3 separate regions of the Homo sapiens genome follow, and regions 1 and 2 are each linked to region 3. Evidence: chromatin loops called from intact Hi-C (ENCODE). Cell type or tissue: sigmoid colon. All regions are shown on one strand. Links, peaks and the distances in the headings refer to the core of each region. The heading gives the core; the rest is flanking DNA. Region 1 has its middle 89 kb from the start of LINC03103. Region 2 overlaps LINC01837 (long intergenic non-protein coding RNA 1837). Region 3 has its middle 120 kb from the start of LINC01782.

The links. Hi-C counts contacts between places; a loop is a spot of excess contacts. Peaks named below come from ENCODE experiments on the same cell type or tissue, not always from the same donor. Only the 100,000 strongest peaks of a DNase experiment are listed, where the experiment ranks them.
Region 1: it touches region 3 in a loop (6-fold over the local background); 18 of 110 quality-filtered maps call a loop at or near these places.
Region 2: it touches region 3 in a loop (4-fold over the local background); 9 of 110 quality-filtered maps call a loop at or near these places.

Annotation. Positions count from the first base shown.
Region 1 is chr19:31,671,600-31,682,624 of GRCh38, reverse strand. No RefSeq gene overlaps it. Among named protein-coding and RNA genes, the nearest start is that of LINC03103, 89 kb to the right of the region's middle. In sigmoid colon, for the core only: a CTCF peak has its summit at 6,135; no DNase peak of the experiment used is centred there.
Region 2 is chr19:32,035,013-32,046,037 of GRCh38, reverse strand. The region is part of intron 2 of LINC01837 (long intergenic non-protein coding RNA 1837); the gene reads left to right. It overlaps LINC01533 (long intergenic non-protein coding RNA 1533), which reads right to left. Exons shown (of 5, transcript NR_110675.1): 2 at 8,943-9,048; 3 at 8,331-8,484; 4 at 982-1,205. Among named protein-coding and RNA genes, the nearest start is that of LINC01533, 15 kb to the right of the region's middle. In sigmoid colon, for the core only: a CTCF peak has its summit at 4,019; no DNase peak of the experiment used is centred there; H3K4me3 peaks cover 662 bases; H3K27me3 peaks cover 743 bases.
Region 3 is chr19:32,218,862-32,229,886 of GRCh38, reverse strand. No RefSeq gene overlaps it. Among named protein-coding and RNA genes, the nearest start is that of LINC01782, 120 kb to the right of the region's middle. RefSeq lists a silencer at 4,994-5,053. In sigmoid colon, for the core only: a CTCF peak has its summit at 5,083 (motif pointing right); a DNase peak (open chromatin) is centred at 5,096; H3K4me3 peaks cover 589 bases; H3K27me3 peaks cover 537 bases.

The DNA.
Region 1 (11,025 bases), core at 3,021-8,020, 550 kb after region 3:
AGAAAAGCCTGGATAGATGAATAATGAACACTACAGGAAAATAGTTAAACCTTAGCATGGTATATTATGCCATGTTTTTAAATGTCAATACAAGTTTTACATGGTTTGATGTCATTGGTATGTTAAGTAAGCATGAGTTGTGACCTAATCAAAAGGAAACTTTATTTTTTGTTAACTACCATCTCCTTAAACTTTATTCATTGAGGGGCCAGGTGTGGTGGCTCACGCCTGTAATCCCAGCACTTTCAGAGGCTGAGGCGGGCGGATCACGAGGTCAGGAGATCGAGACCATCCTGGCTAACACGGGGAAACCCCGTCTCTACTAAAAATACAAAAATTAGCCGGCCGTGGTGGTGGGCATCTGTAGTCCCAGCTACCCAGGAGGCTGAGGCAGGAGAATGGCGTGAACCCCGGAGGTGGAGCTTGCAGTGAGCTGAGATCACGCCACTGCACTCCAGCCTGGGGAGACAGAGCGAGACTCTGTCTCAAAACAAACAAACAAACAAACAAACAAAAAACTTTATTCATTGGGTAGCCTTTCCATATCCTTGGTGAAAGTGCCCTGAGGTCCTGACTTCACTGTGTACTCTTGGGTGAAGGTGACTCAGGGGGATGGGTGTAAGGGGGTTCACTCTAGGTTAATAACTATTTCAGAACGAAACCTTGTTATGAATCTTTTCACTCTCTTCTCTTTAGACCTTTTAGTCATTCTCCAAAGACAGTATCAGGAGTTGTGGAGCAGATTTTACTTTATAGCCATTGCCTATTTTTCATACAGTGTAGTTAGTCCCCCAGACACCTTGGTGTTTTGATGTGTATCTAGTTGACTCCTCAAGAGACCTCAAATCCATAAGAAACTCACTTTGACAATCTGTCACTTAAAAAAAAATGTTCACAATAGTTTTTTATATTTTTCTCTTTCTAGCAAAACCAGAATGACTACTCCATATGCCCAGCTTAGATGCTGTCTAGTGCCTAAGTCTTCTCCAACCCCCCACCAGAGTGAATACATTTTTTCTTGGTATTCCTTGATGCATTTGGTATGCCTACATTATTGTATTTGGCATGTTGTATTTAATCAGTTAAATACGACAGCTGCTGTATTTATGTGTCTATGTGTCTCCTTCTCCCCACTGAATGTAAGCCTCGGAAGGGCAGAGGCTGTGTACTATTCAGTTATGCTTATGGTCTTCCTGACGTATTTCATAGCCTAATGCCCAGAGCACACTAAGCACTCAATAAACAGAATGAGCATTCTATTTCCTGAGCAAGGCAGAGGAATCTTGGCTCAGGAAAGGGGTAGGGAAATGAGATTTCTTCGGTGTGAGTGTGAAGTGAGATTGAACTTTTTAAACACCCCATAGCCAGGAAATGGAACACTTCATATTAATATATACATTTAATAAATGACAAATAACATCAAACAGAAAATATTACATGTGCAATGTAGCATGTGCGAAGCTGAAAATGATTTTCCTGAGTGTTGGGCTGTAATCAAGTTCCCTAATGTTGCATTAACATGGGTCCTTTAGCTTAATAGATCCTCCTGATATTTTTTAGACATTTAAGAAATGGAATAAACCCAGCCATATCCTAGCTTAGAATGCATACAACTAATTTCCCTCTGAGACTCAAGGACATCTTCTAAAGTGTGATGTGGATTACTGGATTTGCAATGTTTTTTTTTTAAAGAATTCTTTTGAAGATAAACAAGATCCACATTCCCCTTTCAATATCAATGTCCCAATTTCTAAGTGGATACCTTCTTCCAATTTATCTCTGAAAAATAGACCTGTCAAGTCGTTGGCATTTTGTTTGGACATTTCTTTGTTAATATTGGCAAAAAATTAATGCACATGGGAGATGTAAGGGGAGTCTTATGTGGACAATTCATTTAGCGTAAAGCTCATGGAAAAATGATGCCTTTACTGGGTTTCTCTGACCAGCCTCAAGCTCTCTGAGATTAGCTTTAGATTCATAGACAGTGGCCAGGCATCGACCCTGGGGGTCCGGCATCTACACATCCAGGAAAATGTCCTTTCCCCCAGGCAGGGCTATTATTCTATCACCGTTGTCCCAAAGCATTAGATGAAGAAACAACTTTCCACAAATACAATCCACAGCAGTTCTTGCAGGAGGTGAGGAAACTGCTGATGACTCTTTTCTACGGTCTTTGCATCTCTCAGTCTTGGAGGTGTGGCCAGGTGTAGTGTAGTGTAGTGACAGTTGGCCTGGATATTTGAAAACTATGCTTGGTATCCACAAAGAAAAAGAGTCTATAGATTCATCTTCCATTGTCAGCTTTGAGGATCATTAATCCGTATTGAATATTCTCACGTTTTGGCATCTCTGGGCACTGATGAAACCAGCTTCCTCCTTGATGTCCCAAGACCTGGATTGCACCTTCAGTTTTGACACATCTTTATTCTCTGACCTTCAACTAGCCACCCAGGCTCCTGGACTGAAAATGGGGTCAAAAATATCCACCTCAGATCACCTTAGGCCAGGAGTTTTAGACCAGCCTGGCAACATGGTGAAACCCCATCTCCACTAAAAATACAAAAATTAGCTGGGTGTGGAGGCATGGGCCTGTGGTCCCAGCTATTTGGGGGGCTGAGGCAGGAGAATTGCTTGAACCAAGGAGGTGGAGGTTGCAGTGAGACGGGATCCTGCCACTGCACTATAGCCTGGATGACAGAGTGAGCTTCCATAAAAATAAAATAAAAAAATACCCACCTCATTAGTGATTTTCGGAACAAATAAAATACTGTGTGAGAATGGAATTTGCAATCTGAAAAATAATTAAAACTCTCAAAAAGTAAGTTGTTAATATCATCCATATTAGGCTTCCGGATTGATGCAGTAATAATTTAAGTACTCAGTTTTATCTTGCCCACTGCCAAGTTTTTGTAATGCTTTCACAAACTTTACCTTATTTACAAAAATGCTACGATGTAGTCTTTGCCTGAAACTGTAGGAAGATAGTTGAAGATGGGTGGGACAAGTGGCAGAGAAGTTAGGTTTTCAAAGAGTGTGCATACTAGTTGGGGAAATAGGGTGAACTACATGTAACCATTTCCAAGAGTATCATCTTATTTAGACTGATAAAGTTTACATGGGTCAGGAATGTACAAATGCTTTGGGCAAACAGACAGAGGCCAATTCAACATCCCACTCCTGGACCACAAGCTCCTCCATTTCTATCCTAAATCCATAGTCACCAACCCTAGAAGATCTCTCAAACCTGCGAGGCTCTTCTGCTGCACTTACCAAATTAATTTGCTTTCTTGCTTATAGACTTATTCTGAAATGTATCTCTTCCTTTCAAATGTTTGACTGCCACCACTCAGCACACGACATGTCCTCTTACATTACCGTGATTATCTTAGACAAAGCTTCCTGGTGCCATGCCCCAAGCCTCCTCCACCTGTGCAGATCTGCGTCCTCCTCCCTACTCAACTATGGGATGGAGGATGCTCCTCACCTTCTCTGGGGTGAATTCTCTTCCCCATGGTCACCACCTAAGCTTTAGGTCCCACCCCTCCTAACTTAACAAAAACCCAACATGATCTATAAAATGTCCCTTCCCCTTTTTATCCACACAAGTACTCTTCCCCCTGCAGGGGCCTTTCTGCTTACCACGAACATCCTCAAAATTCCTGTCTTCAAACAAATAGGCAAGCAAGCCAATAAGCACACCTCCCTGGATGCCACATCTCCCTCCTGCTGCTGCCCTGCTGTTCTCTCCCTGCCACAGCCAAGCTGGTGGCAAGAATGGTGTCTGCCACAGTGAGAATAACCTGCACTGTCTGTGTTCTCTTGTTCCTGCTTCCTCACCTCCCATTTGCGATGACATTCATGCAATTAGCTTCCTCCCACATCCCTCCACCAAGAGAGACATTAGTTCACCAATACCCTTCATGCCCTAAATCCAACAAGTGTTAAATTCTTTACCCTCTTGCCCCTTAGCAGCTCAGGGCACTGATGACGCCTGCTTCTTCACTGGAACCATCTGTTCCCTTAGATTCTGTCATGACTCACTCCCTTGGTTCTCTTCCTACCATCCTAGCATCCCCTTTCAGTCTTCTGCAGACTCATTGATTCAACCATTAAATAAGAGATCTGTCTGAGGTATGGCCCTACCCCTTTTAATTTTCCTTGGGTAATCTCCTTTATTGTTTTTCTTACCATTATTTTCCGTTTTTAATTGTATTTATTATAATTATTTTATTTTATTTTATTATTTTGAGACAGAGTCTTGCTCTGTCACCAGGCTGGAGTGCAGAGGCGCGATCTCGGCTCACTGCAACCTCCTACAAGGATCGAGCACTTCTTCGGCCTCAGCCTCCTGAGTAGCTGGGACTACAGGCATTGCGCCACCACACCCAGCTAATTTTTGTATTTTTAGTGGAGACGGGGTTTCACCATGTTGGCCAAGATGCTCTCGATCTCTTGACCTCGTGATCCGCCTGCCTCAGCCTCCCAAAGTGCTGGGATTAAAGGTGTGAGCCACTATGGCTGGCCATAATTATTTATTTTAATTGGTAAATTAAAATCTTATATATTTGTAGCATACAGCATGATTTTTTAAAATACATATATATTACAGGATGGCTAAGTCAAGCTAATTAAGGTATGCATTTCTTCACATACTTATTATTTGTTGTGGTAAGAACACTGAAAATCTACTGTCTTAGGAATTTTCAAATATACAACACATTGTTAATTGCTAGATTCACCATGCTATACGATAGATTGCTTGAACTTATTCCTCCTACCATGCATATATCTATAACTTCCATATTTTTATCTGCAGTAGATGCCTCTTTGCAGAGCACTGGATCAATATCTCTGGCTAGTTTCCATCTTTTCTTAAATAATTCAAAGTCGTCTCAATCTCAGTGTGTTCAAAATCAAACTGGTGGTCGTTATTCTCAAAAGTAACTCTCATCTCTAGTTTTCCATTTCCAGTGAAGACAACCCTGCCTCATCCAAATGTCAAACAGAATTGTTAGGTCCTCCTCTCTCTTCATGGTCACTATCTCCAAAATATGGCTTAGTCTCAATATCTTATTTCATAATCTGTATGGAATCTGATTTCTTCTTTCCATGTACAACACAATCATCCCAGTCCAAGTTACCATCTCTTTCCACCAGAGCTATTCAGTAATTACCAGTTGATTTACCGTCATGCCACCATTCTCTTTGATGCCTCCAGCGTGATCTTTGCAAATGGAAAACCTCTTTGTGTTGGAATAAAGTTATTTCCTGCTAAGCCCTGCCCTTTGCCCATTTAGTCAAGTGGGCATTTTATATTCGATGCCTCAGAAAAAGAATGATACTAGCAGAGTACAAAGAAAAAAGAAAACATTTGGCTGGATGTGGTGACTCACACCTGTAATAACAGCACTTTGGAAGACTGAGGTGGGAGGATTGTATGAGCTCAGAGTTCAAGACCAGCATGGGCAACAGAATGTGACCTTGTCTCTACAAAAAAAAATTTAAAATTAGCTGGGCATAGTGATGCATGCCTGTAGTCCCAGCACTTTGGGAGGCCGAGGGAGAAGGATCGCTTGAGTCCAGGAGTTTGAGGCTTCAGTGAGTGAGCTATTATCACACTGCTGCACTCCAGCCTGGGCAACAGAGCTGGATCCTGTCTCAAAAAAAAAAAAAAAAAAAGAAGAAGAAGAAGAAAGAAAGAGAAAGAGAGAGAGAGAAAGAAAGAAACAAACAAACGAAGGAAGGAATGAAGGAAGGAAGGAAAGAAGGAAGGAAGGAAGAAAGAAAAAGAAAGGAAAGAGGGAAGGAGGGAAGAGAAAGAAAGAAAGAAAAAGAAAAAAGAAAGAAAGAAAGTTAGTTCTAGCTATGGATAATCCAAAATTAGGCCTCAGAAAGATGAACTTAGGCATTTGGAAGAATGCTTATAAATAAAGAAAAGTTTCTCACTTTCCAAACTTGAAAGAATTCTTAAGATAGAGGAGATGTACAGAGATGAATGAGTGTAACAAGAGAAAGAAAGGTGGATGGGGCTTGCAACAATGACACCAGACCTCCAGGAAACCAAGAATGAAGGGCAGAGGCAGCCTAACCTCCTCCGGCATGATTCTCACCCATAACTAATGACCAAGAGGCCCTCTAGTGTCCACCTGAGCAAAGGTCAAAGCTGTGCCATCCTGAGGAGAAACATTGATTGTCTTCCCACTAGATTCAAGAAGTTGGCATCCACTAAGGACTTTTCTTCCACTGCAGTTAGCTTTGCCCGTTGGCCACTCATAGGAGGGGTGCACTTCCAAATTCCAAATGAGGCTCTGTTAAGTGACATCTGACTCACTCTTTGTTATCAAACTCTCTTTTTTTTTTTTTTTTTTTTTTTGAGACAGTCTTTCTCTGTTGCCCAGACTGAAGTGCAGTGGTGCAATCTTGGCTCACTGCAACCTCTGCCTCCCGGGTTCAAGTGATTTTCCTGCCTCAGCCTCCCAAGTAGCTGGGATTACAGGCGCCCGCTGCCATGCCCAGCTGATTTTTGTATTTTTAATAGAGACAGGGTTTTGCCATGTGGGCCAGGTTTGTCTCAAACTCGTGACCTCAGGTGCTCCGCCCGCCTCGGCCTCCCAAAGTGCTGGGATTACACGCACGAGCCACTGCACCCAGCCCCAAACTTTCTCTTGATAATTTAGGAAACTTATAAATTCCTAGAAGGAAGGCAGGGCTCCGGACCCTGGATCATAGCTGTGAAGTGGAGAAGGCACACTGCAAAGGAGATCCGAAACTCTCACCTCCTTGCTAAACACCCTTCCGTGGCTTCCCAAACCCTGGGAATGGCCTCTGGGGCCCTGGATGGTCTGGCACCTGCTCATCCTCCTTCTCTGCCTTGCCCCTCTCTTCTCCTCTCTTCCTCTGCCCACCTCCACCCCCACAGTTGCCTATTTCACTCTCTCTGCATACCTTCAGGCTTTCCCTGCTCAGGACTCTGCCCTTTCACTGGAAGTTGCTGCTTCCCCCATCCTATTTGCCTTTGAGCTCAGGTCTAACATCACCTTTTCCAGGGAGCCTCCCCTATCACCCTGCGCAAAGTCAGATCCAAGTCCTTTAATTTATCTCTGTCTATAATTGGATTTTCATTAGTACGGCAATTTGATAAATGGGTACCTCCCCAACTAGGCTGAGCATTTTTGTGGTGAGCATTTTTGGTTGAGTCAGTTCCTGGAGAATGGCAGGATTTTATCTGATTGTACAGCATTGGGGGAAGACCCAATGAGCCAGTGCATGTAAAAACAATTTGCAAACTGTAAGTGCTAACCGACATGCAGGACTATTAGTGGCCTGACTATGCTATGAACCCAGGTGCAGAGGAGAAGCGAGTTGCGGTCAGATCTTGACAGCTCATTGTCAGCCCCTCCCCGGGACCCTTTCCTTCCACTATCTCGTATCAGTGAAGTCTGTTGTCCAGGGATATTAGGAATTCAGTCTTCAAACTCGCTTACCACGTTTCCCCGTGCAAGCTATTTTTGGTTAATTTTTTCTGCTTTGATGTTTTGTTTTACTGGGTGAGTCTGGCAAGCCACTATTGTGTGCAATGTGCTATATAAGGTTTTATTGGATCGCATTGTTTACGTCTGTCTGTGACAGGTACTAGCAGTACTAACCACCCTGTGATTTTCCAGCAGTGAAAATAATAGAGGAATTTCCTCCAGGTAAAATAATTAGTGGTTTAGACAAAAAAAAAAAAAAAGAATATTAGTCTTTTTTTAAGCATAAGTTTCAGTTTCTGGGGTTACAAAGACAGATTACACAGAATTTTATCGGTTTAACTATGAATTCATGTTTTCCCAGTTGCTCCGTGACAGTTCCACAGTTCAGATTTTGCCGTAGGTTGTGGTGTCTGGACTCACTGGGTCAGCCGCACTGCTGATGAGCCATTGTGTGAGCCATTGTGGTTTTTTTTTTTTTCTTTTTAAAGCAAATCTTGGCACACTTGGTTTTGCCTGTTTCAACAACCCCTTCCCTATGCGTGTAGCCTCAGCCGTAATTTGCTGCCCTGATCCTAGAACTCTTCTTATCTTCTTGTGTCCCCTGCCTCTTCTGAGGCCCCAGTGGCTCTCCCCTTGGGGTGGGGACACACAACAGAGAATGGAAAAACTGAAAGAAGCTTTGGAAATTTTGCCTGATCTAAATCTGGCAAGATTTAGCAAAAGGAAAAAAAAAAGCCAGATTAAAATGGAATTTTAGATAAACAACCAATACTTTTTGTTATATGTGTGCCCCATGAAATATTTGGACATACTTTATACTTATAAAAAATTGTTCATTGCTTATCTGAAGTTCAAGTTCATCCTATATTTGAGGCAGCAACGCCAGCCCAGCCCTCTCATGTTTAAAGGTGGGAGCATGTCTCCTCTGATTGCAGGACGTTTCTACACCCCATCAAATTCATGTTGAGTCTAATTTTGTGAGTTTCTGCTTCATTTTTTCTCTCTATGCCCATCCAGCATGCTTTTATGGGAGACAATGGAAGCCTGGAAAGGGATTCCCTCTATCTGTGTTTCTAAATACCTGATTTGGGGAATGAAACAGTGCCCTATAATTTGAACTCTGGCTAAGATTCTAAGTACCGCTGTCTTCCTACCTGCTCCCTCCCCACTGTGGAGGCCCTCTGGACAAAGTGTTCCTGTTCACCTGCTGCTTATTGTCCAACAATGCCTTCCTTTGTTCTCCTTGCCCTCTCGCTAACGCCCTATCCTTCTATTCTTCCTTTTCTCCCTCCTTCAGACTTATCAATGCCATCCACGGTAATTTTGGAGACGGAAATAGCAATGCATTGTCTTTCTTCTATTCTTGGGGGATTTGGGCATATGCATGCTGGGGGCACAGAATAGGATGCACATTGTCCCTAGAGCAGGGCTTTCCAAGTGAACTCACCATGGTCAACAGTGCAAGGAGACCCACCTAGATACTCCTAGGTCATTGGTGGGTTTGATGGAAATCTCAGTTGAGGAATATTTCAGGAGGTGGAGAAGGGCAGATAGATGCCTTTTATACATACACACACACACACACACAACATACATATATACACACACCATATATACATATATATGCATATATACACACATATATACATATATACATATATGTGTGTGTATATACATATGTGTGTGTGTGTGTGTGTATATGTGTGTGTATATATATATATATATATATATATAGAGAGAGAGAGAGAGAGAGAGAGAGAGAGAGAGGCTTGTATAAAGCAAAATCACCCCAGCTCTGATTATGACCACGTTATTTCCTTATTGTAAATAGCTCAGGTCATTAAAGAAAAGACTCTTGTGATGGAGAAAACCTGGCAAAAAGCAACTAAGGTGATAAACCAATCCTTGGAAGGCCAGGTAGCCCTTCTTCTGAAAGACTGGCCAAGAGAGACCCCAAGGGTGCAATTAGAGAGAGATTTATGAAGTGACAGAGTGTGGGGACTTAGGGTTCTCTTTTCTGTGGGTCAAAAGGAGGAAGAAAAGGGAGAAAAAAATTTATATATATATAGAAAAAATTGGAGCCAAATGTTTTCACACCATTGCAATACGTATCTTGTGTTCTTTCCATGGAGCTCGGCGGCAGGTCAACAATAGGTGATGGCAAATTTTAATGGCTAAAAGATGGCCAGAGAGGTGGGATGCTGTCCCTGATGCCTAGCCCCTTCTGTTCAACAATGCATTGGCATTCCTAGGCACAGTAACAGAAAATCAAAATAGATTAGAGGCATAAGGGCAGGAAAGAGGCACTAAAATGATTTCCTGGGGAATGTTACCAAGGTGGGGATGGGTGCAGGCAGTCATGTGGGTCAGGACACAAAGGAGAGAGGATCAAACCTAGTGGGAGAGGTTAGGGTAGGCTCAGGAGATGGCAGGGTCTTCTCTGGCTACCTGTGGAGTGAGGAGCCAGGATCTTGGATCTATCTTTGTTGAGGCTTGTGAAGGGTCTTATTATTCTTATTTAGAGACAGGGCCTTTCTTTATCGCCCAGGCTGGAGTGCAGTGGCAAAATCATAGCTCATTGCAGGCTTGAATGCTTGGGCTTAAGTGATCTTATCTTCCCATCCCAGTTGCCTGAGTAGCTGGAACCACAGGCACATGCCACCACACCAGGCTAATTTTTAAATTATTGGTAGAGACAGGATCTTGCCATGTTTCCCAGGCTGGTTTTGAACTCCCTGCCTCGAGCGATCCCCTGCCTTGGCCCCCCCAAAGTGCTGGGATTACAGACATGAGCCACCACGCTTGGCCTCAAAGGGTCTTTTTTGTTTCACCAAATGCTCTTGGCTAAAAGACATTAGGCCAAGACTCGTGGAGTTCTGGGAGCTCATCCTCTGGCCTTCATGTGAGTCCGGGCTATCAGGCCTTGAGCTCCGGATACCAGGCTCAGCTCCCTGCTCTCCTCTGCAGAATACAGCAGGCATTCAGAGGATGTGTTTGCTTTCCACCAGTGTCATGCCATGCTGTTTGAATGAGTCCCAGAACTGATGAATTAACTCCCAGCTGGTGGTAGAGTGGGAGAAACTGAACCTCCTGCTACTGGCTCTTCCTTTAAACTCACATCTGCCCATCTCTTGGTTGAGAAATCCTGTCTCTCAGGCCTGCTTCTAGACCGGTTTGTTACTGTAGTGCCACCGGAGTTGAAAGACAAGATGTGGCCCAGGCTGTGTGTGTGTGTATATGAGTGCACACGCATGCGTACACTACTTACATACAGATGTGCATATCCATAGAATCATATATCTGCTCTGAGAGCATTCAGGGAGAGTGTTGCAGTGTGTGCTTGCCATGAATTTTTGATCTGGTGCTCCATGCCATTACCACGTAATAAATATTGGTGAATATCACTTTAACTTAGGGATCATTGCAGGGTAAAAATGCCATCCATCAGAATTTTGGAGAGGAAAGCCCCGTGGCAATCCATCCCAGGGATGGAAATGTATGTGCAAAAACAGTGGAAATTGAAAAACTGTGTTAAGTGGTTGGAATGCCTCCA
Region 2 (11,025 bases), core at 2,041-7,040, 180 kb after region 3:
CTTTCTCTTCTTCTTTCTTCTTTCTCCCTTCCCTTCCCTTCCCTTCCTTTCCTTTCCTTTCCTTTTCTTTCCTCCCTCTCTCTCTCTTTCTCTCCTCTCTCCCGCTCCCTTTCCTTTTTTCTTTCTTTCTACAGGGTCTCCCTCTGTCATCCAGGTTGGAGTACAGTGGCACACAATCAAATCTCCCTGCAGCCTCAACCTCCTGGGCTCAAGCAATCCTCCTGCCTCAGCCTCCCAAGTAGCTGGGACTACAGACGTGCATCACCACGCCGTGCTATTTTCATTTTTTGGAGAGACAGGTTCTCACTATATTGCCCAGGCTGGTCTTGAACTCTTGGCCTCAAGCCATCCTCCCACCTCGGCCTCCCAAAGCGCTGGGATTACAGGCATGAGGCACCATGCCTGGCCTGAACCTCTTCCTTTCTTTTCTCTCTCCTCTACCTGTGTTGTCTGTCCAACACAACTGCCAGATCTGACCCTGGAACACAGTGTTAATTATCTATTGTTTGATTGGAACACCACTTTTTGTTTTTTGAGATGGAATCTAACTCTGTCACCCAGGCTGGAGTACAGTGGCATGATCTTGGCTCACTGCAACCTCCACCTCCTGGGTTCAAGTGATTCTCCCGCCTCAGCCACCTGAGTAGCTGGGACTACAGGCGCCCACCACCATGCCCGGCTAATTTTTGTATTTTTAGTAGAGACGGGGTTTTGCCATGTTGGCCAGGCTGGTCTCTAACTCCTGACCTCAAGTAATCTGCCCCCTCAGCCTCCCAAAGTGCTGGGATTACAGGCGTGAGCCACCACGCCTGGCCTGGAATACCATTTTCTTAAGGGTCTCTGAGACCTAACCCTGACCTGAGCTGGAGGTACTGTCACGTACCTGTCAGTGGGCAGCAGTACCCGTCAGAAGGCCACAATGCCTTCGTTATCAATAAGAGTTGCCACCCTGAGACAGTGTGCACACCCCTCTTTACCTGCCTTCTCCATGAAGCAGCCATACTTGGGCTCCACTGCAGGTGCTGTTGGTGCTAGGACCTTGCTCCTCTGAGAAGGGGGCTGAAGTTCCCAGAAGCTGAACTTCCAGTTGACAGCTGGCAGGTTGTTGCTGAGATGGTGGTTGCTGGAAAGGTGCATCTGACCCAAGCTGGGTTTGGTTTTACTGGAAATCTGTATTCAAAAGCTCTGGTTTTTGTTCATTGTGTCTAAAGAGACATAAAAATTAATTTAGCATTTGAGACCCCAGTGAGGACAGAGCCTGTCTCATAACAAGCTCAAAAGGATCCCCATTCTGACCACACAAGAAGATTTTGAGTGAGTTTTGAGGGGATACACAGGATAAGGGAACAAAAAGCCCCTCTGGCTTAGGAGGTTAGGGTGGGAGAAGGGTAGATTCCTTAAATATGCCTACAATGCAGCATTTCTTAGAACAAGGAACTGGAAAAAGGACATTACCAGAATGCCTAGGATGAATGAAATGATTCTTAGTTGAAGCTCTTGGAGGAAGGGCATTTTATTTTTTTTCTCATTGTTGAGACTAAAGGCTTGTTCCTATAAAGGTGTCAGAATAGAGGGTGACAAGTGCATCTCCAAGGGCTACAAACTCAGGTGACTGCCCAGGCCAGGCAGGATATATGCGTGGGTGAGCACAGCAAGGCTGGGTGCTCCTTTGCCCACTCTTGTCTGTGCCTGGCTGAACCCTACCAGAAGAGCAGGAAGGGTAGTAACCAAGGGAGAAAGAACAGGCACAGTTAGTGCATCCTTGGAGGCTCACATATATACACATCTCTGCCCTACACATTCTCTGCTACCTCCTCCCCCAAAGCTTTTGCTGCTTAACTATGCCCAAGTTCCCCCGTTCTGTGAGAGCTAAGAATTAACCTTGAGTTGATGTCCTTTTGGGCATCTGTGTTTTCTTGCCGTGTGTTGCCAGAAATTGATGTATATTTGACTCCCCACGTGTCCTACCCCAGTGTACATTGACCAGATTGTAACATCTTTGACGGGGAGGCTGTTTGCCTGCTCCTCCCTGCCATTGTAGCCAGGACTGGGCAATACAGGGAGTATCCACGTATCTTTCTTTGTGGGTGGGCTGGTGAGGTCAATGAATCTCAGAGGTCTTGCAGGCCTAGGGTTCTCATTGCAAAGGCCATCCAAGACAAACAGGTAATTTGTTTTAAGCGTATTGCCCGGAATTCGAAGCAAACGCTGGATCCAAATAGTCTAAAAGGTGGCTGGAGCTTCAGGCTTTCCAAACCCATCTGTAGAGTTATATGATTTACTGAAATACAAGAATGTTCTGCTTTTAGTGCTCAGAGCTCCCAATACCCAGTTATTTGTTTTACACATTTTCCCCATTAGAAATTGAAACATAGCAATTAGAAGCCAACCCAGATTGTTCCGCATTTAGGGGGTTTCACATGTCTACTTGATAATTTTGTATCTGTAGCAGCTTGGGCATAGCAGCCTTAAAGAGCCTTGTTTGGATTGTTGGAATAATGTTTTCCAGTTTAAAGTAACTGCTAGAATGGTAAAAAAAAAAAAAAAGAAGAATAAATGCGTGGCAAAACTCAAGTCTATTAGCCTTGCCGTTCACACCTGTAGTTTCTCTCCATCCAGGTGTGGGGTTAACTCAAGCACCTCGGGTGTATTTGCAGGGATTCTTTAGGAAAAAAGAAAAAAAAAAGAGAGAGAAAAACCCAAGATGCCTAATCAGAAATTACCTTACTGGTAGTAAAACCCAAATTCATGAGAATGTATAAAAATAGATTTCTTTTAAATGCCAGGGAAGAGATTTGGAAGCGTTTTGGCAGATTCGGATGCACGGACCGACCTGCGCCAGGTTCTTCTAACGTTAATAAATATTCATTTTGTTTTTTTGGGGGGGAGTCCAAGTACTAAGCAGAGGGTCCTTGTTGTAGAAGTGAGATCTAGTTCTGCAGCGAGAAATTCGAATTCTTAAATACCAGGTATTCTTTTCTAAAACTGTAACTCTTTCCTCGCAATTCAAACGGTGCAGGGGGACAGCTGCTCCTGGAGATGGATTCAGCCACGGCCTTTTCTTCTCTCGTGCAGCTAAGCCAAGCCAGGTATGAAAACGGTGCTCCCTTCCCCTTCTCAGACATCTTGTTTTTCTTTCTTGGACACACAGAGAAAGCTCCATTAAATATTGATAGTGTTTTGATACATTAAAATCGAGAACAAGTCAGAAATCTTATATACAATATACACAGATGTCATTTTTTTCTGGTTTCGCCATTTTTGACCAAAAGCGTCAATATTTTACAGGAATTTCTTTTCCCTTCAAAGCCTGCAAGAAGTCCACTTCTCACAGAATGCATGTCCAGTTGGTACTGAAACGGTTCCCCCCAACATGTCTGTGGAGATCGCGTTATTAATATTATTTGAAAAATCTACTTACCACTTGTGTTCAATTTAGCAAATTTGGAGCTTGAAAAAAACCCTCAAAATAATTTTCCTTCATCTGGCGGAGAGTAACATTGTTCATAATAAGTAAAAATAAATGTTTTGCCATTCTAAAAATAATTTAAATAAACTAGAATATATATTTCAAACAATATAGTTCATTTAAATTTATTTGAAAGACAAAAAAGGTAAAGAGAGAGAGAGAGAAAGAGAGAGGGAGAGATGGAGAGAGAGACCTCAGTTGCAGCTGTTCCAAAGAGTTCGGGTACAAATGTTCTTTCATTCCTTTGCATGATTTTGATAAAATTAGGTCAAAGAAATGTTCATTTGAAAACAGTGCTTTGTCATATTATCTACAACACATGTCTAGCAAATTTATGAATCCAGCATTCATCTGCGTGAAGTTTCAAATCCTAATGAATGGTTTAGACAGCATTGTCATCAATTTTCCGCAGGTGCAGCTGAGGCAATCAGTCAATTCAATCAAAAGCCTCCGTCAACTTGCGTGGCGCTGTCATTTTTTACATTCGGATTGCTGAAATTAACAAAAACGATCCTCCCTGAATGCCGTTACACTCCTCCCGCCTTTGGGTGGCGCTTTTGAGCAACGCTTTGCCGCTCGCCGTGCTGCAGGATCTCGCAGCATTTTTTTTTAACTTTATACTAACATAATATTTCTTTTGTGATATTATGGAGATAAAATTGCACTGTGTGTTTTAACACACATTACAACAACCTCTTAAGGCAAAAAAGTAAATTCATGCAAATGAGTTATAGAAAGTGAAAAAGATTTCTTGTTCGGTGCGGTGCGCGGTGGGACCCGGCGCTGGGAAACACTCCAATTGCCAGGTTCTGAACTTCCTCGTCCCTTCTCCTGTCAGGCTGTGCAATAGAGTGCAATGCGGGCTCTCAACTTTGGAACTGTTGCTTTAAGATTTAAGAACCAGGCCACCTGGTTGCCTTTATCTTGTGTTTCCTCTGGGTTTACCTTCCACTGCCTTCCAACAGTCTCTGGAAATCTCCGGAGTGGGCTTTACTGGTATCGGGAGAGGCACGTTTTATTGCAACCTGGGTGATGAGAATTCTCTTCCTATCACTGCAAGCTATTGAGCTCCTTCTCCTCAAACGGTTAACAGCAGCTTCAAACCCTGCCACTTACCTTAAAAGAGTTAAAGATCCTAAGAAAGAAAAGCTTTGGCTTTTTAACTCATTGAAAAATAAACTTGTTTCCAAAACTCTGTAGTCTAAGAAGGATTTCAGCAGTGCCAGTGAGGTAAAGAGAAAACTGCAAGAGACACTCTGCATATGGCAAAGATGAACACTCTGTCTTCTGTCTCCCAGGAACACTACCAGGTTCCTTCTAAATCTTTAGAATATATGGACAGACAGAAAGCACTTAGTATCAGTTTCTCCATGATGAATAGAGTTAACCTTTGTAGTTCGCCAAAAGTCAGTAAGTTTTTCTTTCCCATTTGTTTCAGTCCAACGATGAGTAGAAATGCAGGTAGGACCAGATAAACTCACATTGTCTTGGCCTTTTTGCTTAATGACAGCAGCCGACTGCTTACAGCAGCTGGCAAAAGAGAAGTGATAATATTAACTTATTTAAATAATCAGGTTACATGTAGTGACAGACGCACTCAAATTTATTAAAGTCGCTTGAAAAATATTTAGATGCTTTTCCTTTGCAGACATCATGAATGGTCAATTGCCCCAACATTTCTGAGGCCGTGTTAAAAAATACACTTGGTTTCTAGAAGAATGCAAATTCCAAGGAATATAATAAAAATGTTCTTTTAAACAACTAGCTATGTCACTTTGCAAATAGCTTTGATGTAGCATTCCTGCCTGCATAAAGTTGAAGCTACATCTGTGTCAGCCATACCTGAGTTTATGATACCTTCCCTGAGAGAGCAATTAGGGGCTGGTGAGGGCTGGAGTTCTAGCTAATATTTGAAACTACATGTGCGTCTGCAAGCTAAAGGGGAAAAAAGGGCTGTGATCATCTGTGAATAGAGAAAAGAATTCTAACAGCTCCTACCTTTTAGACACTTGATAAAAAATGCGGTTGGGGGGTGCCTGGAGAGTCTCAAGGGAGTGGCTTTTCCGCTGAGAAATGAAGACTGCCACATAGCCGCCAGCCGGGCTTGCTGTAGGAAGCTTACAATTCAGCTCTCTTCGGTGGAGTTTGAAGTTAAATGGTCCTGTCTGCTTCTTCTCTTGTTTGTGTCACTTGTTAAAGATCCCTTGAAATGCACCATTACAGTTTCTTCTTAGTTGATTACAACAGAACTAAACTAGTCATCTTGCATTTCAGCTATCCCTAATTTCTTATAAGGGCCCAAGGAATAGATCTTTTCTTTTTTTTTAATTGCCCAAATATAAAAACATTTGACTTGCTATTACTCTTAATGTAACTGTAGATCTTGTAATAAAAGGTGAAGTGAAATTGAGTGTCCATAAATCAAGCAAATGAATGCACAGAAAAGAACTAACGATACATATAGTCAAAAATACGTGTAGCCTTAAAGGAGATGCTTGGCATTGTGTGTGTGTTTTAATATTATGCTTTTCATTAGGCTGGACTCTGTTTTACAGGGAAGACAAATATTTCCATATTTGAATTTTTCTTTCTCTCTTCCAATCCAAAAGAGAATTTCTTTTGTTGTTGTTGTTGTTAGTTTCTTTCTAAAAGGGAAAGAAATTAACATTGCTTCCCCCCCCATGAATATATGTGGTGAAAAGCTTGCAGGGTGTTTTGATGAAGCATGCAAAATGTTTTATTAATCAGAGTAATAGAGTAGAAATGAAGGCAGTACGTCTTTAAAAGTGCCTGGGTGTCCAGGTACGCGGGGAAATCCGTAAAACCGTTGACCAAGCACAATGTACGTAGACAAATGTCTTCTCATTGCGTGATGCGTGAAGGCCATGATAGATGGCTTCTAACAACAAAGCGTGACCACAGAGACAAAATTAGTGTTGTTTTAATTACCAGTGTCTGTAATGTTATCTATCCATAACTGCCTGAAATAGACCGTCACAGAGGGTCAGAAGGCGACCTGAGCTCATACTTCCACACATAGCTTCCTTATCGGTTCTGGAGTCGTAACAGCAGTGTGCTTAAAAAAAAAAAAAAAAAAGAAAAAGAAGAAAAGAAAAAGTTTAATATTTCACTTGAAACATTTACTTATAACAAAAAAAATTGTTTCTTGTTTAAGGGAAGTGCCTTTATCTTTTTCTTTCAAAGCAGATCTTATTAAATGCTATTTGGAGGTCAGAGTAATGGGCAGAAAATGGGACTGGCCTTGACATTCTTCAATGAAAGTTTACATTCTCGGAGCGGTGTTTTTTGTCAGTCACAAATAGCATTATGACACTAATAGGAAAGAAGGTTCTTTATTTTTGAAACCTCCTTGAGCTGAGACGGGCTGTTCTTCAGACATTTGTAAGTGTGTATATTGTGAAGATGAAGTATCCCTTACTTTCTGAGCTTGCGGGAGATGAAAGATAGGCCAGTTTTTGAAAATGGCCTGCGTGGCACATGCTATAAATGAGCAGGGAAAGCAATCGAGCTAATAGATTACAGTAATTATCCAATCTTTGGCTAGTTTGTATTGGCAAACTATAAATACAGTACACATTAGAACAAGGTGCTTACAGAATGTACATGAAAGGTCATTGTAATTTGCAAGTCGCTAGTCATTAGAATATGCTAAAAACCATTGCTTCAGGGCTCAGATTTTAATGATGAATACATTGATTATTAAGTAGCAGAGGAAAAATGTACAAGAGCGGCTGTGGTGTAATGATAGGTCGCTTTATTTTGGGAAGGAAATCAACTCAGCTTCAGAATGCAGGCATTGAGGAATATAATTGCAGTGAGGAAAATTCCTCAGAGGAGCTTGGCACATATTAAAAGCAAAAACTTGAGACATGTTTGTGATAAGATTACTAATAAATCTCTGGTAAGTCTTAGACTCCTGACAATAATACAGCAACAGAGTACTTCATCTTCTCCAAGCTTTAGAATTTAAGATCAGTCACAAACAATCTAAATTACGACTGATACTAGGCAGATGCAGTACTGGACGATGTTGCTTGTCATAAATCTCTCGTTCCTTATATGCAAATTAAACTCCATTTTAAAAGATAATTTTTCACATGGTGATCGCCTTTATTTGCAAAACGCTGGTGATTTTTAATGGGTAAAGAGAAAAAGCCAGGCTCTACATCCGGGAATGATTTTGTGCAAGAGGGGAGGCAGGAGCCTGTCATCTGGATGCTTAGGGTGGGGCAACTTGACCGGCTTTGGAGAGAAGTTAGGGACCAAGTTGGGTTTAAATACAGCCACACAGTGCCTAGAAGCTGCCTTGGCTGCTGGCTGCAAGGGGGAAGTCCCTGGGTTGCATCTAGGTTGCAAGGCTTTCTGACTTTTATATTGCAGAGTGGTGCGCCTGTTTCTGCTTGTTCTGGGATGGAAGCATTTTGTCTGACAGCCACCCGCCTCCTGCCCTCCTCCTGCCCCCCTCCTGCCCCGTTCTGTCTCTGCTGGGGAGTTCACCCTCTGCCCCTTGAACCTCAGTTCTAGCTGGCTATGGGGCCGAAACCCGGAGTAACTCCTCACATGGCTATCCTGAGTATCTTTTCCAAAAAGAAGTCAACATGGAAATGGCGTATAATCCTGAGTCCTGTGCCAACCGTTAATCACTTTTTTTTTCTTGCGTTTTAAGAGCAAAGCAGCAGCTTACCTCTGGATCCTGATAGAGAGGGAATGGCTTGCTTTTCCTCATCACAGTCTGTACTCATGAAATATTTGTCTCTGAAGCCCTGAATTTTTACTGCAGGGCTGTTGATGGGAAACTTGGAAAGAATAAACAAAAATTTAAAGAGTGGGAAGCACCTGCCTTTTCTGAAATCCATCATTCCGCTATGTCATCCATGGACCTCAAGGTTTATAGGAGATGCTCGGCCTCTTTGTTGAAGCCACAGGGCAGTGAGGCCAGGTGTGTTGAAGGCCTCTCCAGGGCCCCAGAGACAGGGATGCTGGCTGGCATTTATCTGGCAAAAGAGCAAAGCAAAGGGGTTTTCACACCATACTGGGTTCACCAGGGTAGTTTGGGAGCAGGGTGCTTGGGATAGTCTTATTCTATATACACCTCCAAAGAAATATCAGGACCAAGGGGCCATGTGGCCAAGTGTTTTCTGACGAGTAGCAGCACCACCCTGGAAATCTGGGTCCAATCAGAGGTTGGGCAAATTCTTCTTTTCCCCTGGTGCTATCAGGATGGAACTCCTACTGTTTTTCCATTGTTTTCTTGGAAATACATTGGCAGGTCCCAGAAAAGTGTTGGGAAGTCTGTATTTGTGCTTCTCTTTGTCTTTCTGTCGTTCTACCCCCACACCCTGAACATACACACTCTCTCTCTCTCTCCCTCGCTCCCTGTCTCTCCATGTCCTCTCCAAATTAACAAACTTAAAACAAAAACCAAGTGCTTGTTGATCAGTGCTGACAGAACCTGTTCCAGGAGGAAGGGACTAGTGGCTCCTCGGGGGAAGATGCGGCGGGAACCAGGTGGAGCGGCACATCCCTCTGGGTCCTGTGTAGCTAGTCATTTTATCAGCCTGTGCATTAAGGGGCAACACCACAAAAGGGTAAGAGTATAAACATGCTTTACAATTCTCAGCTCCCTAGCATAAGAATACTTCCTGCGTGGATGTAAATTTACAACAGGTGCTTATCAAATGTGAAAACGCTTGCAAATCGGAAACAAACTTAAGGGCGAACATATCTCAGTGACGGCTTTTGCAAGGGCTGTGCTTGATGTTGGGCTATAATGTTGTTCCTCTTTAGTTTCTACGTGAAGTATCTTTCCATGGTTTGCCACAGGGAGAATTATGATGGCTGAGCCTCAGACACTGGTGTGAAGATGCAGATTTGTTTAATGAAATCCGTATTTACCATTGGGTTACAAACACAGCTAATATGCCCTACATTCAAAGGAGAGATCTTCACTCTCAGAACTAATATTTTCATTAATTCTGTCTTTCTACCAGAAGGCAGACATCATCTAACCATCTTTGCAGCGTAACTGCACCTGTGATAGAAATGTTTTTCAACCGTCCCGTTCTCGATGACTAAAATGTGTTGTATTTGTAACATAAGGCAACAGCTTCCTTTCTTGGTTTGCCTGTCCTAAGTGGTGAATTCTCCAGTATAATCGGGCTGTGTGTGTTTTTTCTGAATTGCACTTTTTGTTTTGCAGTTTTAAAATAGTCCCCACCCCTTTGCCCCCCAAATCTTTAAGGTTTGCTTGTAAGATGTACTTGTTGTGCAGGAAGCAATTAGCCTGTTACAGAGATATTAATTAACATGTTGAAAATGTTTTCTTTATTAATGAGAAATTCACACATTCTATTTAAATTAATTTGTATAGTTTAAAATTAATTTATCGTGGCCTTTGATGACCTCAGATCTACGAAGACAAAACTGGAGTATTGTACTAACTGTTAAACCATTCATTAAACATTTTATGCAAATAGTGTTTGTTTATAAACAAATTAACTGCAAGGATTTTCAAAACAGGTGCTGTGTTGTGAATGCGTACTAAATGATGTGGTACTGAAAGAATTAATTAGACCTTCAAATGTAATTAGTTGCAATAATTTGCGTGATTAGCGGCTTGGTTAAGAAGTAAGACACACACATTGTAATGCATGGGAGAGTCACTGCAGTAGCTTTGTTTTTCATATGGTGAGGATGAGTCTTCTCCATGTTTAGGAAATTTTTCAAAAAATTGCTGACATAGCTGCAGTTAATTGCCAAGTATCCTGTGGGGGGTAATGTTGTTGTTGTGGTCTTTTTTTTTCCTCTTTCTCCCTTGGCTTCTTGCAATGCATAGCCACTGGATGCAATGCTGTTTATTTGCACCTTTATGAATTTTTAAAAGAGAAAGTTGTTAACCCCAGATCTTTTCATCCCCAGAGGATATGACAATGCTTAACACTTTGAGGGTTAAAAGACAGTACACAATTATTATAAGCCAAATGAAACATGTCCTGCATTTCAAGAGCGGCTGTTATCGCTCAGGGAATAGCGGCAGTCATTTTTTTCTTGACGTTGCAGTGTCTTTTCTGTTCTTTCAGAAGATGGGCCGCCACTGTGAACAGTTTAGTCTGATGGGCCATGGAAACTGGTACTTGTCACTGCCGATGGCTTGTTTACATGAGGCTGGTATTCTAGAGGCAAGGCCGTTGAGATCCCTGGGGCCAAAGCTTTCAGATGGATTTATTCTCTAGGGCCATGTTGCTGTGAGATGGCGCTCAACGACTTAGGGACCCTCAGATCTCTAACCTCTATGCTGAGACCTTCCATAGTACTGTCCTGCTTTGAAGGATCCTGGTAAATAATAGACCAGAGTGATTTCATTTCTTCATTTGTTCAGAAATATTCATTGGGTGCTCACGAGGCACCAAGGCCCTGTTTTAGGCTCCAGGGGGATGCGGTAGTGACTCATACAGATGATGTCCTTTTCTCATGCAGCTTCATTGGGTGCAAAGGCAAAAAAGCAGATGCCAAATCTCAGACAATTTCAGCCATGA
Region 3 (11,025 bases), core at 3,134-8,133:
CAGCAGTCGGGGTGGAAGGACCTTCCGACTTTATGCTGTGGCTGCCTTGCTGTGGTGCGGCTGTCTCTGGGATGGGCTGTGGCCAGTTGTGATACCTTGGTGGTCTGGCATGTGTGTCAGAGACTGCTGGTACTAAGATGTCCTTGGTCCGTGCTGGGTATCACTTGCTGGCATGGAGACTTTTCCATGCCAATACTAGGGGCGGGGGGAGTCTTGAGTTAGCTTTTGCAGTAGCACCGTGCCCAAGGTATTCTTTTGGAGATGCCCTTCTCTTATCACATGCCTTACTTGGGACAGATGGGTTTTCAGTTCAGTGACCCCCACCTGGAGTCCCAGATACCTCTATCCACACAAGTACCTCCTCCTCTGGTGCCTTTGTATTCATTCATCCAGGTGGCACCCCAGGCATTAGGACACCGGCTGAATCCCCAAATTGCCTTGCACAGAAGAGCCCCATCCTGAGCCTATGGTCCCCCTGGTGCACACAGAGCAGCCCCCTCCAGGTTTGGGCAAGGATAATGGAAGTTGCGAATTTACCTCTGACATATTTGACCCCAGTGTCTCAGCCCCCAGATGGCACAGGACCTGCCTCGGACTGTGTCCTCAGGGCCCAGCCCACAGTTCCTCCATCCTCCACCACCCCAAGGGCTTTTTCTGGCTACAAAGAAGCAACTTCCCCAAGGGAGGGACTGGGCAAGGGCAGACACAGATCTCTTGAGAAACTGGGGACCAAGTGCATGGTAAAATGGGATTATGGGCTGGGTAGCGTGGCTCACGCCTGTAATCCCGGCACTTTGGGAGGCCAAGATGGAAGGATCACTTGAGTGTTTGAGACCAGCCTAGGCAACGTAATGAGACCCCCTTCTCTACAAAAAATAAAAATAAAAAAAATGTAGCTAGGTGTGGTGGCATGCACCTGTGATCCCAGGTACTTGGGAGGCTAAGGCAGGAGGATGGCTTGAGCCCAGAAGGTCGAGGCTGTAGTGAGCTGTGATCAATCACATCACTGCACTCCAGCCTGGGCAACAGACAAAGACCCTGTCTCATTAAAGAAAAAAATAGTTAATACTGGAAGAAATGGGACTATGGAAACAGGAGAGGCAAAGATGAGTGTAATTTCTGGGACATAAGATGTGCAGGCCTGTAATAGGCACCTCAATTTTATAAGAATTATCTTAAGAAAATAGTTTGATTAATTTTTATCATGCAAGAGATGATAATGACTTTAAAATGATTGAGGAGGAAAGACATCATTTTCCTCCCATATAAATATAGTGGGATGACATTAGAACCCAGGAGGAAATAAATCCTGGAAATCTATTAGTTAATCTCCAAACCCTGAAAAAAATGTGTAAGACCACATAGATTTTGTGCTTCCTTCCATGACATGGTGCATTGGATGCAGGAAAACTTTGCATGTGCATTTTTGGGAGAAGTGTGATTTCTATGCTGACACCTGTGAAGGTGGACATGAAAGCTCCTGAAAGTGTAGATGACGATCATGATTCAACAGAACGCTCTTCTTTCTTTGTTTAGCCACTGACTGTCCAGCGTTTTGGTTGGACTCAAGGCCAATGCACAAGATGATTTCTGGGCTGGGGAGAATGGGGGGTGGTGTATCCTGAGGGCAATCCCCTTAGCCTGATTCTCTATTTTCAGGGACATCCAGATCTCCTGAGGGATGAGCTACCAGAGCATTCCAGCTGACAAGGGGCTCAGAAAAGAAACACATCAAGATTCCACCCCCACGACGGTTGCTTACTCAGTTAGCAAGTGTGAACCGCCAGTGCCGCCAGGTTCCCCGCACCAGGCCACTCCAGGCCAGGCACAGCTCGTGCAGTGACCTCCTGAATCGGCCTCCCTGCTGCAGTTCTGGCACACTGGGTTCCATTCTCAACCGGGAGCTGGCGATATCCTGGGAAAATGAAATCAGGTCTCGTCGCTCTCACGCACAAAGTCTCCAACGGCTCCCATCATACACAAAAGAAAATCCACACTCCCTCCTGTGCCCCAGAAGGTTCTCTGGGCTCTTGCCACCTGTCCCCTCCCCTACGCCTCTCCTTCGCCTTCTCCTTTTCAGCCACACGGGGCTCCGCGCAACTGTTCCGCAGGCACACCAAGCCCCTCCCCTCCTCGGGCCTTCGCCTCGGCTGTTCCCTCTGCGGGGAAATGCTTGTCCCAGATTCACAGGTGACTCGCTGCTCACCACACTCAGGTCTCCTCACCGTCACCTCCTCTGAGTGGCCCTCCCGGAACCCCTCCCTAGCATAGCTCCTTCCCCAGCCGGTCGGTGACCCTCGCCCTGCTTCCCTCCACAGCAGGCCATGGAACATCCCCACGGGGCTGCTTTCTTGGTTTGTTCCTTTTCAGTTTTCCTAACCGTGGAGCTTATCGACTGCTCTACAAGGGCAGGGCTTTGTCTTGTTTACAGCTGTTGCCAGGCTTGAACGTGCTTTGCTCTGAATGTGTGTTTTGAGAGTATTGGATTTAAAAAATGAGCAAATGAATGAGCATTGTCTTTTTTTTTCTTTACTTTTTTTTTGGTAGAATGGAGGCTGGTCTCGAACTCCTGGCCTCATGTGATCCTCCCGCTTTGGCCTCCCACAGTGCTGGGATTACAGGCATGAGCCCCCTTTGCCTGGCCTGAACAAACACTCTCAAGTAATGCTGGTGGGAACGTAAAATACAATATTTCTAGAAAACCACTAAAACTATTTTTCTTCTAAACAATTGATAAAAAATTGTTAAATATATAAAGAAAAAAGAATATTAAAGCAGCCAAAAGAATATTAAAAATTACTTGTAGTCCACCTGCCATTATTATTATTTAAAGGAATACCTTATAGGTTTTTTTTTCCTATGTGTGTAGAAAGCATGGTTACAATGTAACTTGCTTTTTGCTATAAAGCAGTATTTTATGAGACCTTCTTGAATATTAAATGTTAAGACATCCTTAAATGTTAATTTCTACAACATTACTATTGAGGACTTGATTGTATTATCTTATGATATTATATAATCTATGTAAAATCTGGTTGCCTATTGTTGGACATTTGGTTTGTTTCTGATAGCAATGAACAATCTTACAGGTGAATCTTTGTACATACCCATGATAGATTCCTTTGGAAGTAGAATCTTTGGGTCACGTGTTGTAAGAATTTTGATCATATTGTGAAATTACCCTTTATAAAGTTTACCAGTTACCTGATTTACCCTATCACCTGTGGTGTTGAAAGGATTCGTTTATCCATCCTTGACAATACAATCATTGTTTTTGTGTTTATCAATATAGGGACAAAATTTTCTCATTTTTGTTTTAATTTGCATGTCTTTTGATTATTAATAAGACTAAACATCTTTTATATGTCTATCATTTGTATTTCTTTTGGTGAATTGCTATTCATGTCCCCAATTCTATTGAAGTATTTGTCTGTTCTTCATTTGTGAGAAAGCTCTACACACCTGGGGCATTAACCTTCTTTCTGTTATGTATATTGAAAGTGTTTTTTTCTCCTAGTGTTGGTTTACCTTTCAATTTCAAAATTATATTTTTCACATGTGGGTATTTTAAATTTGTGCACCTCAAATCTGGGCATTTTAAAGTTTTTAGCTTCTGCCTTTGCAATTGGACTTAGAACTTCTCTATTACCATATATGTAAATATCACTTTTATAGTTTCACTTAAAAATTTAAATCTTTAATCCTTATAGCATTCATTTGAATATGTGGTATGAGGTAGGACACTAACTTTTCTTGTTTTCTGAATGAGTGGCAGATTGTACCTATAACTTCATCAATCAGCCATCCTTTTCCCACTGATATAAAATGGCTTTATGTTAAAATGTAAGTTATTGCCTATTTGCTCCCTTTTGTGCTCTCTATTTTGTGCTTCACTGTTTAAATTATTGTAGCTTTCTGTGATATATGTTAATATCTTTGTTGAGGAAGTCTCCTCTCTTTTTTCACAAACATGTTTTTTGGAGATTTTTCCTTATTTACTCTTTCACATGGAATTTGGAATCAATGTGACAAAATATCAAAAAAGCTTTGATGGAATTTTTATTGGCCTTGCATTCAAGTGAAAGATGAGATGAGTGGGGACTGATATGTTGGTGATACAGTTTTTCTGACCACTCATTTGAGCACTATTTTATATTCACTCATCATTTTAAATAATATTCTCCACATAGGTATTATACATCTAGAAAATAGTAATGCTACTAAGAGCTTTAAAAATGTTAATTCTCAGCTGGGCGCAGTGGCTCACACCTGTAATCCGAGCACTTTGGGAGACTGAGATGGGCAGATCACCTGAGGTCAGGAGTTCGAGACCAACCTGGCTAACACAGTGAAACCCCGTCTCTACTAACAATACAAAAATTAGTCGGGTGTGGTGGTGCGTGCCTGTAGTCCCAGCTACTGAGGGGGCTGAGGCAGGGGAATTGCTTGAGCCAGGGAGGCGAATGTTGCAGTGAGCCGAGATTGCTCCACTGCACTCCAGCCTGGGGCATGGAGCCAGAATCCATTAAAAAAAAAGTTAATTTCTTTTCATTTAATAATTCTGCCTTTATTGATGGATCTTAACAATATAAACAAAAGTTTCTGAATAGAGGTTTCAGTTATAGCATTATGCACAAGGATGAAAACATTAGAAACTCTTTAAATGAGCAATTGGGAGATGGTTCAGTAACTTTTGGTGCAGTCCCAAGTTGAAATATTACACAGCCCCTAAAAAGATATCTGTGAGGCTATCTTGTGTGACAATAACTTTCGTTTAAGTGATACCTAGGAAATCAAGGTTTAATATTGTAGGAAAAGCTTTGTATTTCATAGGTACACAGAAGACATCGTAGAATGCACATAAAGACTGGAGATAATTGTACGAAAACGTTAATAAGAGCGGTTATCTCTGGAAGAGAGGTTATGATGAACAAAAATGATTATTTTAAATATGGGAGCTCTCTGTCCTTTCGAATGTCCCTGTAATTTGCACGCACATTGAGCGAAGGGCGCAAAGCGAACATTGGCGGGCAGCGAGCGGGCGGGAGAGCCGGGCGGTGGGGCCGGTGCAGTCCCGCGCGCGGCCGGAGGGTGGCAGTGTCCGCTCGCAGACCCGTGGCGAGCGGCCTGCTGACCTCTGTCGGCCTCGGCCGCCTCCGGTTTATCACCGATCGCAAGAGCGGAATGAACATATTTACTTGTGTTTTGCTTTCCACTTATAATATCTAGTGGCATGGGAGGGAAATGAAAACAATTGTTCATAGGGGAAATTTATGAGCTTCATCTGGCTGCGTGATTTCCGCAGTTGCCCCGCCGCCGCCCGGGGACTCGGTTGCCTTCTGCATCCTCGGGCGAGCAGGAATGCGCTTTTCCAGCTGCCAGGGCGGCCCGGCGGGGCCCTCGGAGCGGGTTTTGGTGGCAGCTGCCTCGCAGAAGCAGAACTTGGCAGGCTCCCTTTCCTTCCCCTTGAGTTTGAGAAGGGCCCCAGGTTCCCTGTTTTCGGGGTGTCAGGGTGCTCCTGGGTTCATGCTGCGCTCCCCGGGGGTCCGGATGAGCCAGCGTTTCTTGACAATCCAGGGATGTCCCTAAAACGCGGTCCCCTTGTTGGACTAGGGTGGGGCAGGGCTCTGCGGACCTTCAGACCCTCGGGAAGGCCTCTCCCGGGTCATGGTAGCGGGTGGAGGGTGGGGGCAAGTCCCTTCCCCTGCGATGCCAGCTGCATCCTGGGACCTGGGGTCTCATTTCCAGAACAGGGGCGGGGACCCCACGAAAGGGACGCCTGAGGGCTGAGGGTTTTGCTGGAGCTGCCTGTCTTTAGAAAAGGGCAGGAGATGGGGGAGCTTCTATCCCTTTCCAACCCGGCTGAAAGCAGGGCCCCTGGCTTAGCGCGATTGGACCGCAGGTGCTTGCTGGGATGGAGGAGACGAGGGGGAGACCTGTGGTGTCTTCAGACGCCTGGGGCCTCAGGCTCACAGCACTTGCTCCTGGGAACCTACCCTGCCTGAAGCTCAGCCCTAGGCAGGAACTTTCTTCTGGAACTGAACCGTTATGTCACCCTGATGAACGGCTCCCTCCCAGGCTGTGGACTGTGCCGTGCCCAGCCTAGGCAGAGAGCAGGCTGGGGGCTTACCCTCCCGGTGTGAGCTGTGCCTAAAGAGGGGAAGCCAGGCCCACTCTAGCAGGTGCCAGGAGCGTAGAAGAAGCGAGATATTAAAACCACAAACCGCAGCGACTGCCAGGAACACACTGCAAGTGGGCTTTGATATGGAGACTCATGTCATTGGATGCACGTCAGGGCATGTATGTGTGTGTTTTTGTGGGGTGCTGATCATCTTTATATTAGGAAGAGCTGTTCATGGTTATAATGGATCTAGGATTCTCCCTTCTTTCTTTCTTTTTCCTTCCTTCCTTCCATCCTCTCTTTCTTCCTCTCCCTTTTTTTCTCCTTCCTTCCCGCTTCCCTCCCTCCTTCCCTCTATCCTTCCTTCTACCCTCCTTTAATCCCTTCCTCCTTCCTTCTTTCCTTTTTCTCTCTTTTTTCTTCCCTTCTTCCTTCCCTCTCTCCTCCCTTGCTCTTCTTTCTGTTTTCCTCCATCCTTCCTCCCTCCCTCCTTCCTTGCTTTCTTTCTCTCTTCTCTCCCTTCCTCCCCCTCTTTTCTCTCTTTCTCACTTTCTTTCTCTTTTTTTCATTCATTCTTCCTCTCTCTTTCCCTCCCTTTCTCCTCCTCTTTTCTCTTTCTTTCTCTTTTTTTAAAATTCATTCTTCCTCTGTCTTTCTCCTCCTCCTTCCCTTCTTCTTTATTTCCTTCTCTTTTTCCTTCCCTCCCTTCTTCCTTCCCACCCTCCCTCCCTTCCTTTCCCAGCTTGGGGGAGGTTTCCTTGAAGTGGGTCTTTGTGCCCGTGGGATTCTAGGAAGCCAAAGTGCACAGGGTCCTTGCTCCCTGGCCTCACAGCCACCTCTTAGCCAGGACTGCTCTAGCTCTCTGCCTGCAGGGATGTGCCAGGATGCTGCTGCTGCCGGGAGCAGTGTCAGGGTCACTTTGGAGGAAGTGACCCCCTGGCCCTACCTGTTCCAGGCAGACAGGTGAGCCTTTGGTGCCAATCAGCCGGCTTGGTGGGACTAAATTGCCCTGGGGCCACCTCAGCCTTTCCCAGGGACCGAGGTTCACTTCGTCTAGGACTGGTTTCCTCTAAGTGATGTTTACTCTGGCAGAAACATGAGAAGGGGAAACTGGTTCACTCTCTGTCTTGGAGAGACTATTTAAAGAACCTGTGCAATTGCTGGTGAGGACCTGGGCTTTGCATGTGCCAGAGCTGGTAGGTTGGTTCTTTGGGGTCTCTGGCCCACGGGACCCTTCCTAGGCTCATTACAATCCACCATGTTTCCCCAGCAGCCTTACAATCGAATTACTCAAAATTGCACTGCTTTATTGCATACAGCTCAACTCCAAGACAAGCAAAGGCCCAGATAATGAACAATTATTTATGACAAATTATTACCTTTACATATAAGATTAACAATTTCTATTAAGCTCAGTATAGGTGACAACCTCTCTTAGAAAAATGTGTGTGCAGTTCAGCAAGTGCCAGCTTGAAGGTGAGGTATGGAGGGTGCTGCGTTTGTGGGTGCACCTGCTGGCTGTTCCGGAGGGTGTATTCCAGGCCAAGGGGAGCCCTTGGCTGATGGGCATGAGCTGTCAGGCCACTCTTTCTCCCAAAGGCAGCCATGTTCCCGTCTCAGCTTGGAGGCTGGCAGTTTTGATGGGGCTTCCAGCTTTCTTCATCTCCTTTTGAATGTATAATAATGAAAGCACTAAAGAATGTGAAATGTTTCTTTAATTGCATTTAAGGTTAAAAAATTCTGTTTTGTTTGAAACTGAACTTAACTTTTAAAATTATTTATGGACTCAATAACGTATGTTTGGGTTATTGAACCCTGTCTCCATGCTTGCTTTTGTGACTAGAATCCTCTCCCAGCTAATTATAACATACAGTATTTTCCCAGCAGTCTTACAATCAAATTATTCAAAATTGCATTTCTTTATTGCATATTGCTAGAACCCAAGACAAGCAAACATCAAGATAATAAACAATTATTTATTGCAAATTATTACCTAATATATAAGATTAACAGTTTGTAACTATTAAGATTAATACATGTGGTAAACTGTATTTATTATACTTATTTCGTAGCAAATATCTTTGTATAAAACATATGTTTATGTATTGCAATTAATGAGAAAAAGTGTAAGATTAACAATTTATGTTGGGTTTTGTTTTTAGATTTATGCACACTGTAAAACTTATTTATTGCACTTATTAAAAGTATTTAATGATGGACTTTTAGATGCTATATTTTTAATGTGCAAATATAAACTAAAGGAGTATTAAATTACAAAATAGAAAATTATAACTGAAGTCAAAGAATGTAACTATTTTCTGCTATAAATCTGCTTTAAAAAGATCATCACTGGAATTACCGAATCTTTAAATAGTGGCCTTATAGTGCATAATGAGTTTCAATGAGTTATCCTTTGAAAGGCTTTTTTCATCATTAAAGCTAAACTCAACATCTTGCTCTTAAAGATAAATGTAGCTAACAGCATAAACACTGGAATCATTCCATTTTATGACGAGAAGTTGAAGTAACATTGGAGAGAAGAGAAACCCGGCCCGATCGTGTTCCGTGAAGGTGAAGAAACAGGACTGGCTGGAAGACAGAGAGAGGCCGGGAACCAGTGGCAATTTAGCTGAGATGCGAGCTGCAGGCTGGGGCCTGAAGGGGGAAAGTCTGTATCTTTGCCGCCCTGGCTTGCCTTCTGCCATGGGGACAGCCACAGGTGTAACCACAGTTTCTTAGCCATAGAATTACAAAATTAGAAAATGTAATATACAAAGGTGGCAATGCTCAGACTATTAAAATAGAAATAAAATCAACAGAGTTCCCAGTCCTGAACATTCCCTGCCTTGCCAGGGTTCAGAGGCCCCAGGTGTGTGGCCAGGCTGGGAGGGGTATTCTAGAAGGCTGTCAGAGCAGAAACCCCTTGGAAAAACCTGCCCACATTTTGGGTCATCTATTTACAATAATATTGTAGAGGCCGGGCGCAGTGACTCACGCCTCTAATCCCAGGACTTTGGGAGGCTGAGGTGGGCGGATCATGAGGTCAGGAGATCGAGACCATCCTGGCTAACACGAAGAAACCCCATCTCTACTAAAAATACAAAAAATTAGCCGGGCGTGGTGGCAGGTGCCTGTAGTCCCAGCTACTTGGGAGGCTGAGGCAGGTGAATGGCGTGAACCCGGGAGGCGGAGCTTGCAGTGAGTGGAGATCTCGCCATTGCACTCCAGCCTGGGTGACAGAGCGAGACTCTGTCTCAGAAAAAAAAAAAAAAAGTATAAAAACAAGTAATGATAATTAGTAATTCCTGGGTTTCCTCTGGAGAAAATTCTCCCCTAGCCTAGGGTTGGGTGTGTCCTGTTGCAAAGATGAAGCATCACTCCAGTATAGCAATGTGTCCCATCTGTGCCCCTGGCTGGTGGCCCATCCCCTGACTTGTGAAAGTACATTGTCTCCAGCAGCTGAGGCTTGAGTTCTGAATTAGAGGTCTTGTCTAACCCCAGTTGCCTGTGGATCTCCCAAGAAGCTGGGGACAAAGTTTGAGCACAGCTTGAGCCAGATAGTACAGACCTCAGAACGGAGGTCTTTGTGCAGCACCTGTGGACCACTCTTGTTCCTCTGACCTATGGGCAAGGACTGGTAGAGAGGGGCAGTGGTGCAAGGCAGTGCAGGGATTGTTCCTGCAAATTATGTGACTGGTAGGACCGAGGCAGAGACACCAGCCGGTGCAGAGTGCAGGGGTGTGGTGAGCTGCTTTCTTTTTCTCCACTGCTCCTTGGGACCCTACCCCTTCTTAGGAAAAGGATTTGAGAGCAGAAGAGAGGATAAGAAAGAAAAGGTGGGAAGGGGAGGAAGGAGAGAGAGGCGAAGAGGGAAAAAAGAGCTTCCACTTCTCAAGCTGTGCACATCCCTGGTCACTGCTGGAGATTTCCAAAACACATTCTGCTTACTCAGAAGGCAAGTGTTCATTTACCCAGCAGCTTGTGTGGTTTTCTTTCAGATGCTGAAAGGCTTCCTCTTCCCACAAATAATTATTTTGTTTGTAGGTAGAGGGCACATATAAAAATTCTTTGAAAAAATGTGTAGAAAGCATAAAATCTGTTATTTTCTGTCTGGGGAGGTCATCATGGGGGCAGTTCGGTGCTCCTGTCCTGGGATGCGCTGTCCTGGGAGGTGGGTGTGGGAAGTTGATTGTGTCTCTTCCTCCTAAGGCTGTGTGCAACCTGGGTGGCAGAAGGACAGCAAAGCAGGCTGGCAGGCTTCCTTCTCTGCTGTGTCCCCCAATTCCCCACCTGGCTAAGTTTAAATTTTTTTTTTTTTGGTAGAGAGGGGGTCTCTCTATGTTGCCCAGGTCAGTCTCGAACTCTTGGACTCATGTGATCCTCCTGCCTCGGCCTTCCAAAGTGCTGGGATTACAGGCGTGAGCCACCATGCCGGGACCAAGGTGACATTATTTTAACCCACCAAATTGGCTGATGTTTGTTTGTAAATTTGATGGTATCTATAAAAAGCCAGATACCAACACTCCTTTTCTGCACATAGGCACTCACTTATTAACCCACCCACTCACTCGTCTTTTCATTTATTGACACGTTTGCTCATCTGTTCATTCATGAATTCATTGGTCAGTTAATTAAGCAATTTATTCCTTTCTTCCTTCCTTCATTTATTCATTCATTCATCATTGGTTCATTCAGCAGGCGTTTCTGGTGCCTCCTAAGAAAGAATTTCAACTGCTGACCAGACCAGTTTAAAAAAAAATTGATAAATACAAATTGTATATCTGTATGGTGCACAACATGATGTTCTGATATACGCATACATTGTGGAATGACTACATCAAGCTAATTAGCATATGCATTACCTTATGCATTTAGTACTTTTTTTTTGTGGTGAGAACACTTAA